Regions from separate parts of the Mus musculus genome. Here region 1 is linked to region 2. A link is a contact called in ENCODE Hi-C or POLR2A ChIA-PET data. All regions are on one chromosome and are shown on one strand. Each heading gives the region's core, a stretch centred on a gene start or an enhancer-like site at or near the end of the contact. The rest is flanking DNA. Distances are from core to core; before and after follow the strand shown.

Region 1 (5,402 bases), core at 1,867-4,366, 270 kb before region 2:
CACACACACACACACAAATACCTAAGTAACTGCCAGCCAGGGGGGGTGTTGACAAAATTAAGGACTGCAATAATTGAAAGAAATTAATGCTAAGCTCAAAGTGCATTACCAACTTTTAAGTCCTATCTGATCATTAAGTAAGCACCTTTTATATTTTAAAAAATGGAGGGAGATGAAGTAAGACACCCTTAAATAGTGGGTCCCTTGAAGAGCAGAGCAGAAGCTGACTGCATATAAGGTCCAGGCCACAGGCCTGAGTTGTCCTCTCAAGTCTCTCACGCGGCACAGCACCTGGACCCCAGTCAGACGAGCTGTTTGTGTGCTGTAGGAGCCTGAAAAGTCCTTAAGTTCAAGCTACGCTTTACTCCAAAGGAAACGTGGTGCTTGTGATTAGTGAAAATGTTCAGTGGGGGCCTAAAAGGACTTATTAGCTAGGCTAGCTTTCATGTAACTTCAGTATGATCCATACTGAAACTAGCCAGCCTATTCACGCTGACTATACTTCAGATTTCTGTAAGATATAGGAAACTTTTAATAGACATCCCCCTGAACTATTTCTAAGAAGTTATATTGTCATTAATATCAGTTTCAACTGAACTTTTAATTTGAACTCTGAAGTAGCCAACCCTATCAGATGTAATGCTTCATTCTGTAAGAAATGTTGTAATATCTGCAATATATCCTAAATAATCAGTGTACACAAGTATGTTATAAGGTCATATCTATAATAAAGGAAAAATAGAAAGAAAGTTAGTTACAACATATACTTTAAACAACACCAGGCAGAGCACTGTAGATACAGCACTGTAGTACTGAACATACACAGAGAAAACAAGGCAACACCTGGACTTACTAGTCTAAACCTGGCAACCCCAAAGCCTTTGTCACCCTAGATATTTAAATAGGTCTGGGTTCACTGCCACCTCAGAATCCCAAGCACAGTACCAGATACATTTTGGTCGCTTTTCCAATTTCACCTACACAGTGTACTAAGAACCACATTTTGCTTTCTGCATGCTCAGCAGCTGACAGAATAGGACATAATGGCCTCAGAAACACGCAAAATGCCTAAGGACAGATGGACGCCAGCACAGCCTATTGTTTTCTGACTTCCTTTCCATTGCTTTGCTCTCCTCTGTCCCACCTCAGACACTGTATGCTCCAGACCATTGGTTCTCAACCCTGACTGTAAAGCAATCACCTAGGCAACATTTTTAAGTCTACTAACACTGGGCCCCATTTCCAAGAGTTCTGTTTCAGTTACTATAGAAGGGCCAGATTAGGAACGCAGCTACTTTTAAAATGCCTTTAGATTACTCTAATGTGCAACAAGTCCCTGATCATTGCTCTAATCTGTCCCATGGCCATGACCATTTTGTATCCTTCAAATGAACATCCTGCATGGAGAGGACTAGTACTTGCTGTTCAGCCTGTTTCCTCTGTCTGATACTCCTCTGGGTGTCCTGAAAATCAGTACAAAGGGACGTTATCAATACTCTTCCAGCCAATAGTTTGAAGCTTGGAAATCCCAGGTCAGCTTCTTAGTGTTAGCCCCAGAAAATCCACAGCCTTCATTTCTTCACATATAAAATAATTAAAGAGCCTTTCTCACACAGGGCTTTGCTCCTTCCCCACATCCCCAATTAAGATAAATCAAGAGTATTCAATCTCTGGGCTTCTTAAAGCTCCTTAAATCAAGTTCTAAAACTGACAGCCCATACAGAACGTTTTCAACAACTTTATGAATTGGTTGTCGACATTTAAAAATCTTGGGTGCCTATAAATCCCAACTGCCTACTCCTCTTGCAGATTGGAAGTAAATGGCCAAAGTCAGACCATGTTCCTATATTAGCTAGTCTCTATGGCAGGTGACACTTAAGTAACTTCTCTGTCTGTGGAGGCTTCTTGGTGTGGTAGCTAGTGGTCTTCATTTATCTTCTTCTCTTCACAGTAATCAGGCATCTCATCTCCCAACGTCACCTTACCCAGTCCAGACCTAGATTCTAGTTGTAAAAACTTTTAAGGACCACTGTGCCCCTGGTGTGGAACTGGGAGAATCAAAAGTTCAAACCACTCTGCTTTTTTAGCAAAGTCATCCTCATATCCACCCTCAGTCCTCAAAGCTAAGCCCAAACCTTTCTCCTACTGTAGTTAGGCTTTGGGTAATGTTTCCTGGCCTTCTCAAATCCCCAACAGTGGCATCCAACACTCTCCCTCGCATTTCCTCAGAATTTGTACAGTTTCTACTTCGAAGGCCTCTTGTTCATTAATGCTAGCGCCTAGCATATTCTACTGAGATACCTGAACTTTCAATACATCCTCTGGGCACGTGTTCTTGTAGCATATCCATCCTGCCAGCTTCCACACAAATCACTTGTTTCACACCTGCATCCCAATAATGAGCGCTATAAGCCATCTTTTTTTTTTCTTTTTAAATTTAACTTGTAATTGCTTTAAGCAAGGAGCTACTACATTAAACTTGTGATTTTTGAAAAAACTATGCTGGATGAAAAGGGATTTAAAAAAAAAACACAAAGTGGGTGCAGGAAGCCCTTTTAGTTAGACTATTTTTAAATACTACTTCCCAAGTTCTAGAAGAACGTGGATCCTACAGAGCCTCTACAGTTTTCTGTTACTGTATTTTACGAACTCTCCATTCCTTCGTCCTACGACGGAGACAGCTCCGGACCGAGGTGCCCTCCACCAGCTGTGTTCAGACATGTCCAGACCCCGAGACCCCACAGTCCCTCAGACGCGCCCAGGGGCTTCCCGGGCCACACTCGACGCCGCCAAGCCCGTCCTACCCGAGGTCGCACATGGGCCGCTCCGGGGCAATGGTTCTTTAGAAGACTAAGAAGAGGACCAAAGCAAGAGGTGGCCGAGGAGAGGGGACTAGACAAGGAAGGGGACGGATAGAAGAAACCATGAAATGCCACGCCAGGTCAGAAACCGGGAACAAGGACGGGAGAATGAGGTTTACCCAAGTGGATGCTCGAACACTCCCACTACAGCCGCCCTCAGCACCTCAACTACCGGCTTCAGCCAGCCCACGCCACTTGCGAGACAAGGACGAACGCCTAATTCCTGCGACCGGTTTGGAAACCGCCCGCTAATCCGCACCCCGAAGCTTTCGATCAGTCACGCTCTGACCGACCAATGAGATGATTTGCCCTGCCCACAAGCCCTGCGCTGATTGGTGAGAATCCAGGAACGGGCGTCAACCTCAAGGAAATCGTGGCAAGATGGCGTCCCTGGATCGGGTGAAGGTTCTGGTGTTGGGAGACTCAGGTGAGCCGCTTAACCCACGTCTGGGACTACCAACACGCCCGAGCTTCCCGACACCGCTCTCTCTTCGCTGTTTACCCCCCCAGCTGCCTAGCGCTTAGGTCGACAGCTGAAATTCCTTTCAAGACCTTAAAACTACACTTCCCAGAGGACTTTGCTCCTTTTGTCGACGTGGTGGCGTGGCGGGAGGTGGGGGGCGCGGAGTCTATGGGTGGAAAAGGGACTAGTTCCACTCACTATCACTCCTAGTGACCCTCTAGGAAAATTTTTGCTTCCTGTCCCCACAACCCTAGGTTCTGCTGGCCTAGAAGTTTTGGTTCCAGAGAGGGGAGAGCTCCTACCAGGAGCCACAAAAAACATTCCAGTTCTTCCACTGCAAGCTTTGTTGCTGGGGAGTGGGTGTGGGGTAAGACATGGTCTCACTAAGTAGTCCTGACTAACGTAGAACTAGCTATGTATATCAGGCTAGTCTAAAACTCACTATATAAACAAGGCAGGCCTAAAATGAAGAGATACACCTGCCTCTGCCACTGTATTAGTCAGGGTCCTCTAGAGTCACAGAACTTATGGGTAGTTTCTTATAGTAAGGGAATTTGTTGATGACCTACGGTCTGTAGCCCAACTCCCCAACAATGGTCAGCAGCAGCTGTGAATGGAAGTCCAAGGATCTAGCAGTTGCTCAGTCCCACAAGGCAAGCAAACGAAGAAGAATCTTCCTCCTTCCAATGTCCTTAAGTAGGTCTCCAGCAGAAGGTGTAGCCCAGATTAAAGGTGTAGGCCTCCCTGCCTGGTGCTGGGACTTGCTTTGTCCCAGATGACCTTGAACTCAGAGATCTCCTTGTCTTAGTCTCCTGGGATTCATAGCCACTATGCCTCAAGATCCAGGTCAGAAACTTGAATCTCCCAGCCACGAGATCAGGATCACAGTGAGCCCTCCAATTCTGGATTGTAGTTCATTCCAGATATAGTCCAGCTGACAACCAAGAATAGCCACTACAGCCGCCGACCTTCTTTAAGACAAGCTCTCCCCTTGGCCTGGAGCCCCTAGGCTAAGGCTGTCAGGCCAACAAACATCAGGGATTGCCTCTCTCTGCCTCCCCAGCACTGACATTAGAGACGTGTGCCTCTTTGCCTGGCTGCTGTGTGTCAGTTCTGTGAACACAACTCGGGTTCTCATGCTTGTAGGGCAAGCACTGAGCCCCATGCGGTTCTTTTGTTTGTTTTTAAGTACACTTTGTATATGATCACAATAACAACATGGTATAATAGAGAAAGTCATATGGCTGGCAATAGTGCTCTAAGGTGATGTTGTTGTTTGGTTTTTTTTTTTTTATACTTTCTCAGTTTTTGGTAATAGAGTTTTTATAATAAAAAGTAAATATTAATGATAGGTCTATATATAACATTGCACAACAAAGAGATTTCCCAAGTGTTTGATACAATTAACAACAGCCAGGTAAATGAATGAGTGACTCCACACCCGCAAATAAAAGACTCATAGCCATGAAAATAGAAGACTCATCTCTTTCCTCTCCACCTAGCTCTTGAAGAGGTGCCCTTTAGTGTTAATGAAAAGATTGCCTGAGCCCAATAGATCTAAAAGGGGGTGAAGCATTGCTTCAAAATTAATAGGCATGATGAAGGAAAGCAAGTGGAATTACCATCATCGTCATTCAGAGGATAAGTCTGGGACCATGTGGTTAGCTGCTTTTTTCAGACCTACATGTAGGCACCAAAGTCCTTTGAGTATGGTAGCATGGCATCATGGATCCTGTCACGGGAGGTATTCAAACAATTTGTTAGATGTTCCCTGGCTTGGAAGAGGTGGTATAAATGTCCCATTTAGGGTTCCATGTTCAGCTGACTAAAGAGACCTTGTATCTTTACAGGTGTTGGGAAATCTTCACTCGTCCATCTTCTGTGCCACAATCAAGTGTTAGGAAATCCGTCATGGACTGTGGGCTGCTCGGTGGATATCAGAGTGCGTGTTCTTGTTTAGTTTTTCCTTAGTCATACTAAGCATAAGTCCTTCAGATCCCGTGATTAATTTATAGGACTTAATTAAAATTAACACTAATAACTGGGATTGATTTAGCTCCCACTGTGTGTCAGTACTG
Region 2 (5,245 bases), core at 1,233-3,732:
TTGGCAGCTTTACCTTTAGAGCCCTCGCACGCTGAGCAAGCTGCTGACTACAGAGAAAGGAGAGAGCCTGTAACCCTACCTGCATTGTGCTTGCCAAGCCCTGTACACCAGTCTGCTACTGCATCTGCCTGGAGAGAAGGTGTCCTTTCTGCTCGCAGAGACCCCTGGTGGGCTGGTGGGCACACGCTGTGCTTGTTCTTGGGTTCTGTTTCCGATTTTCCCGCCCCTCCACAGCTGCCCTCAGCCTTCCCCCCCCCCCACCCTTTCTCCTGAGTCCAAAGGCTCTTCTTCCCCCACCTCTCACTCCTACAAGATGACATCCAGATGTGCATCTCCTTCCCTATTTCCAGCTGCCAGTGGGGATGTTCTACTGCCTGCTTAGACTAGTGTCCATACCTGACTCTGCCTACCTTGTGTCCCCCTACCCTCTTGCCAAGGCTGGGTCTCTGACAGAGACCTTCCTCCACCTGATGGTCCCTCAAGACTAAAGGCCTCCATGGCTCCTTCCTTCCCCAACACCCAGTATATTGGCAGACCTCCATATTCTTTAGAAAGTTTTAAATGTCCTTTAATTATGTCTCTACCCTCCTCCCATGAGTGGTCTCAGCATGTTCCCAGTCCTTTCTTTGTTTCTCCGTGTATCTACAGGGCTTATGGGTAGACCCTGCCATACTGCAGGGGGTACAACAAGCCCCCCTTTGGCAGGATTACAGGTGTCAACATGCCTGTCTCAGCACCCAGCTATGTTAGAAACCTCTTAAAGATGGAGGCCATGCCCTCAGTTCCTTTTAAACTTATGCTATATTCCTCGTGCCGTGTAGGTCACAGATTGTTATCTTCATTGGTTTTTTGTTTGTTCATTTGCTTGCTTGCTTGTTTTGAGGCAGTGTCATTTTACTTCCTAGGCGAGTATGGAGCCCCTAGACTCAGGTGATCTTCCTTATTCAGAGCTGGAGGTACAGGTGTGCTCACCACCATAGACAGCTAGATCCTCATGATATAGCCCTGGCTGGCAGAACTCTCTGTGCAGCCCTGGCTGGCCTAGAACTCACATTGATCTGCCTGCCTCTTCCTCCCAAGTGCTGGGATTGCAGGCATGTGCTGTCATCATTCTTTAGTCAATATGGCATTTATCAGATCTAAGCTTAAATACATTGAAGTCACTTCCTTTCCTTATTTGAAGAAGCCTGGAGAACTATTTATATGCCCTACATTGGCTACTAAAGTGTACAAACCTTAGGCTGAAAGAATGGAGAATGAATCTCTTGTACGGATCTACTAGGCTAATTTCGAATAGATAAATGTTCTGGGCTAGGAAGTTTCATCAGGTAGTCTAAGCTTTGACTGGTATACAAAAAAAATATGTATTTGAGACAAAAATCAAAAAACAAAAGTACACAGAAAATTCTTGTTTGTTTTTTTTAATTCATATACAACCAAATGGACTAACATTTCTGTTCCCTCTAAGTAATAGATACTATTGTGTGCCTGCCCTGAGAAGATTTAAGGTTCCCTCTTTTTTTTTTTTTTTCAAATTAAAACCATCCATTACAGTTTAGTTCACAAAATACCATACATAGTCTGCAGAAACTTCTCATCTTGTATAACTGAAACTTTGAATTCCCAAATGGCATTTAATGTGAAAACTGTTCTCTAAGAGTGGGTCTGTGGGAAGCCAAAGTATGCAAGCCACTTGCTTGAGATAAGCCATATGTGTGCAGGCTATTCTGCAGGGCTCTAACGGACAGGCTGACAAAAGGCCCAAAGCCATTGTTAGAAAGCTCTGTTTAAGACGGAAACAATGAAGCAAATGGCAAGTGGGAGCGACCTGGATGGTAATTAAGCATCTGTTTCCTTGCTTTTGCTTGCCATTCCCAGCCAGAACCCTGGGCTCCAGTTTGCATTCACTTTTGCAAGTTCTTATAGAGCCCCGCCCCAAACATTCAAGCTTTAGGCCTCCCGAAATCCACACGTGGCCCTGGTCTCTTAAACTTGAGGTAAGGCCTTGGCTGGGAACACACACAGGCAAAGGACTCTTAAGTGTGGGGTTGGCACAAATGCTTCGTGTACTGCCAGGCAAATCAGGCCAACTGCTGTAGAGCGGCTCTCCCCCTTCTTTTTCCCGTCCATTGATGGCTTGCACATTCCATTTCAAAGCTGAAGTGCAGAGACTGCATGGGGTCATGTGACAGATGCTCCAGCTAGATTTTAGCAGCTGGAAGAGGTTTCGTTTTCTCCTCTAAACTCTCCAGCTTTTTTATGAACTTGTACTCCGGGAGAGCATCTGAGAGGTCCTGATAGTCTCGTGAAGTTTCTGTGGCTAATTCTGACGAAGCAAGGAGACCCTTTCTCGTGTCAACAAAGTTGCTCTACTACAGAGCTGTGGCAAATGGGGCTGCATATCCACCTTGGCATAAGCAGGACAGAGTGAGAGGAGGAATGGAGTGGGATGGGGGCAAGAACAGAGACCATGCTGCTGACCCAGTTCCAACTGGCAAAACAGTGAGGCTGCACTAAGCCAACATGAACAGCTTTGCTTAAGAACGTCCGTCCTTGCCAGAACCCATGTTTTGCAGAAACAGTTTTACCTCAACAGGCTTTTTAGAAACCTTTCAATGTATATTTTGGGCTGTTCAACCCAGAGACTCGGGCACAGGATCGCCTCTACTGGTTTTTTGGGTTTTTTTCCAAATAACTTTCTTTTTTATTTGCATGCAAAATAATAATAATAATAATAATAATAATAATAATAATAATAATAATAATAATAATTACCTGTCTGTAAAACCTTGGGCTGAAGATGATCTGTTCCTTGGTTTGTAGAGAGATAGAATGGTTTATTGGAACTAGACTGAATTTGACAGCTGGAGGCTAGGGCCAGGGTACAATGAATGTCATCTTGGGGCAATCATTATGTTAGGATCTCAGATCTGGAAGGGCTTAATGTCAAGCTCCTTTGAGAGAGAGAGAGAGAGAGAGAGAGAGAGAGAGAGAGAGAGAGAGAGAGAGAGAACAAGAAAAATAGCCCACCAAGATTGCCAAGCAGTGCTTAAAAGCATTTGGTGTCCTTCCAGAGGACCAGAGTTCGGTTCCCAGAACCCACATGTGCTGGCTCATGACCACCTGTAACTCAAGCTCCAGGAGACCCAGTACCCTCTTCTGGCATCCTTGGGCACCCACAGGTTATCCTCATACAGATGCACACACCACACACACATACACACACACACACATCAATTTTTAAAATAAGTTTAATTGATTTAAAAATTGCTATGCAATCACACAGCATCGTTAACATGCAAGAGCTGAAAGTTGTCAACTGGTAAAAGGCATTCATTGGCCCAGAAGAATTTGTAGTGTGAAATTAGCCATGAGACTAACTCTTCAAAGTCTAGCTTGTCATATGCATTCAGAAGACAACATGGAGACAAGTCAAAGGTGGAAGATCCTAGCTACAAGTTCCTAATGCTTTTCTATTGGAGGCTATGTTAGTTTATGTCGACTTGACACAAGCTGGAGAGGAGGGAACCTCATTTGAGAAAATGTCTCCAGAAGATCAGGCTGTCAGCAAATTTGCTTAATTAGTGGTTGATGGGGGAGGCCCCAGCCCACTGTGGGTGGTGCCATCCCTGGGCTGGTGGTTCTGGGTTCTGTAAGAAAGCAGGCTGAGCAAGCCATGAGGAACAGGCCAATAAGCAGCACTCCTCCATGACCTCTGCCTCAGCTCCTGCCTTCAGGTTCCTGCCCTGCTTGAGTTCCTGGCCTGACCTTTGATGATGAACAGAGATGTAGAAGTGGAAGTCAAATGAACCCTTTCCTCTCCAAGTTGCATTTGGTCATGGTGTTACATCACAGCAATAGTAACCCTAACTAAAACAGCAGCAGAAAGCTTGTTGAGTTTCTATTTATTTATTTATTTATTTATTACTTGTTTATTTATTTATTTATTTATTTATTTATTTTAATTGTTGATGCTTGGGGGATTTTTGCTTTGTTTTGTAGTTTTGGGTTTGTTTGTTGTTGTTGTTGTTTTAGACAGTAATCTTGTTATGTAGCCCACAACAGCCTAACTCAATATCTTCATGCCTCAGTCTCTCACGGGCCACCATACAAGTGTTTTGTTGGCTTTTAAAGCTACATCTAGGTATTCATGCTTCAAGAACATAGCCGCAGCCGGGCATGGTGGCACATGCCTTTTAATCCCAGCACTCGGGAGGCAGAGGCAGGCGGATTTCTGAGTTCAAGGCCAGCCTGGTCTACAAAGTGAGTTCCAGGACAGCCAGGGCTATACAGAGAAACCCTGTCTCAAAAAACCAAAACCAAACCAAACCAAAACAAAACAAAAAGAACATAGCCCCTATTAATACTTCATCCATCGTGAGTACATTCAGGTCTATGTGTCTGTTCACACATTTGTAAGAATGGACATGCCTGAGACCTTGTATGGAGACTGTGCACAGGCCAATGTGGTTATCTTTCCCAAAAGTCATTATGACTGATGACAGTGTAAACAGTGTAAATAGTGAAAGAGCTGCACGCCATCCCTGTGCCAGGCCGTGCAGCTGGCCCCTCTGCCTGCAGCACCCTCTCTTGGCTTTACTTGAGAAGGGACTGTGGAGACTCAGGGACTAGGTCAACTTGTGTCCCTTTCGTGACTTGCCTGTCGCTGGTGCTTCCACGGAGCTTTTCTGAGTCCCAAATACTCCTCATTTGTTACATGCAACTGAAAATGCCAACACCTGAACAGGAATGGTGAGCACAGATGTCTGCAGAGGCGCGCACTGTTGTGGGTGCTGAGTTAGCATCAGTATGTCAGCCCGTGGCCTAAGGCCTTTGCAACCCCTGACTAGGTTACTACCTTAGACTTTCTGGCCAGAACCAGCCACTCCACAGAAGCCCACTTATGACTCTAAGGAACTTTCCAACAGCCTTAAGGAATGGCTCCAATACTTTGGCTTCTCAAAGATGTTGGGGTTTAATGGACAGCTTTGAATGGCACAAAGAAATGCTTCCCTAGAGGAAGTGCCCTTCATTTTTGACCTTGACGTCTGTAATCAAGCATACTCACTGTGAGGAGGTGACGGAATGGCTTTGAGCACCACAGAATAGACAGCCTTCCCACACTGGCAGATCCTTCTGCCTGTGTCCCTGGCGGGTCTACCCTCCTCTCCCTCACGCCTGTATTTCTCACTGAAAGGACAGAGCGGGGCTGCAGCAGCCAGGAAGGCTCTTCTGCAATGCGGCT

What was found. Hi-C counts contacts between places; a loop is a spot of excess contacts on that map. ChIA-PET counts read pairs that join two places held with the same protein, here RNA polymerase II (POLR2A).
Region 1: a loop to region 2 is called in a map of heart, with 2.2 times the contacts of the local background. The contact joins the promoter of Gtf2e1 here to the enhancer-like site in region 2. A Hi-C loop is called at or near these places in 2 of 37 maps with a recorded cell type or tissue (both heart). POLR2A ChIA-PET finds 5 or more read pairs at or near these places in 1 of 5 experiments (embryonic stem cell).

The regions. Positions count from the first base shown.
Region 1 is chr16:37,536,673-37,542,074 of GRCm38, forward strand. Gtf2e1 (general transcription factor II E, polypeptide 1 (alpha subunit)) reads right to left here and starts at 3,117. Exons shown (of 5, transcript NM_028812.4): 1 at 2,981-3,117. Rabl3 (RAB, member RAS oncogene family-like 3) reads left to right here and starts at 3,222. Exons shown (of 8, transcript NM_001042499.1): 1 at 3,222-3,288; 2 at 5,175-5,266. The coding sequence starts at 3,243.
Region 2 is chr16:37,807,351-37,812,595 of GRCm38, forward strand. All of the region lies in intron 2 of Fstl1 (follistatin-like 1), which reads left to right. Among named protein-coding and RNA genes, the nearest start is that of Fstl1, 33 kb to the left of the region's middle. Within about 2 kb of position 2,483, at least 2 of the 3 ENCODE cell types and tissues checked have a DNase peak (open chromatin) inside an H3K27ac peak, as active enhancers do; they include heart, where a contact is called at or near this core.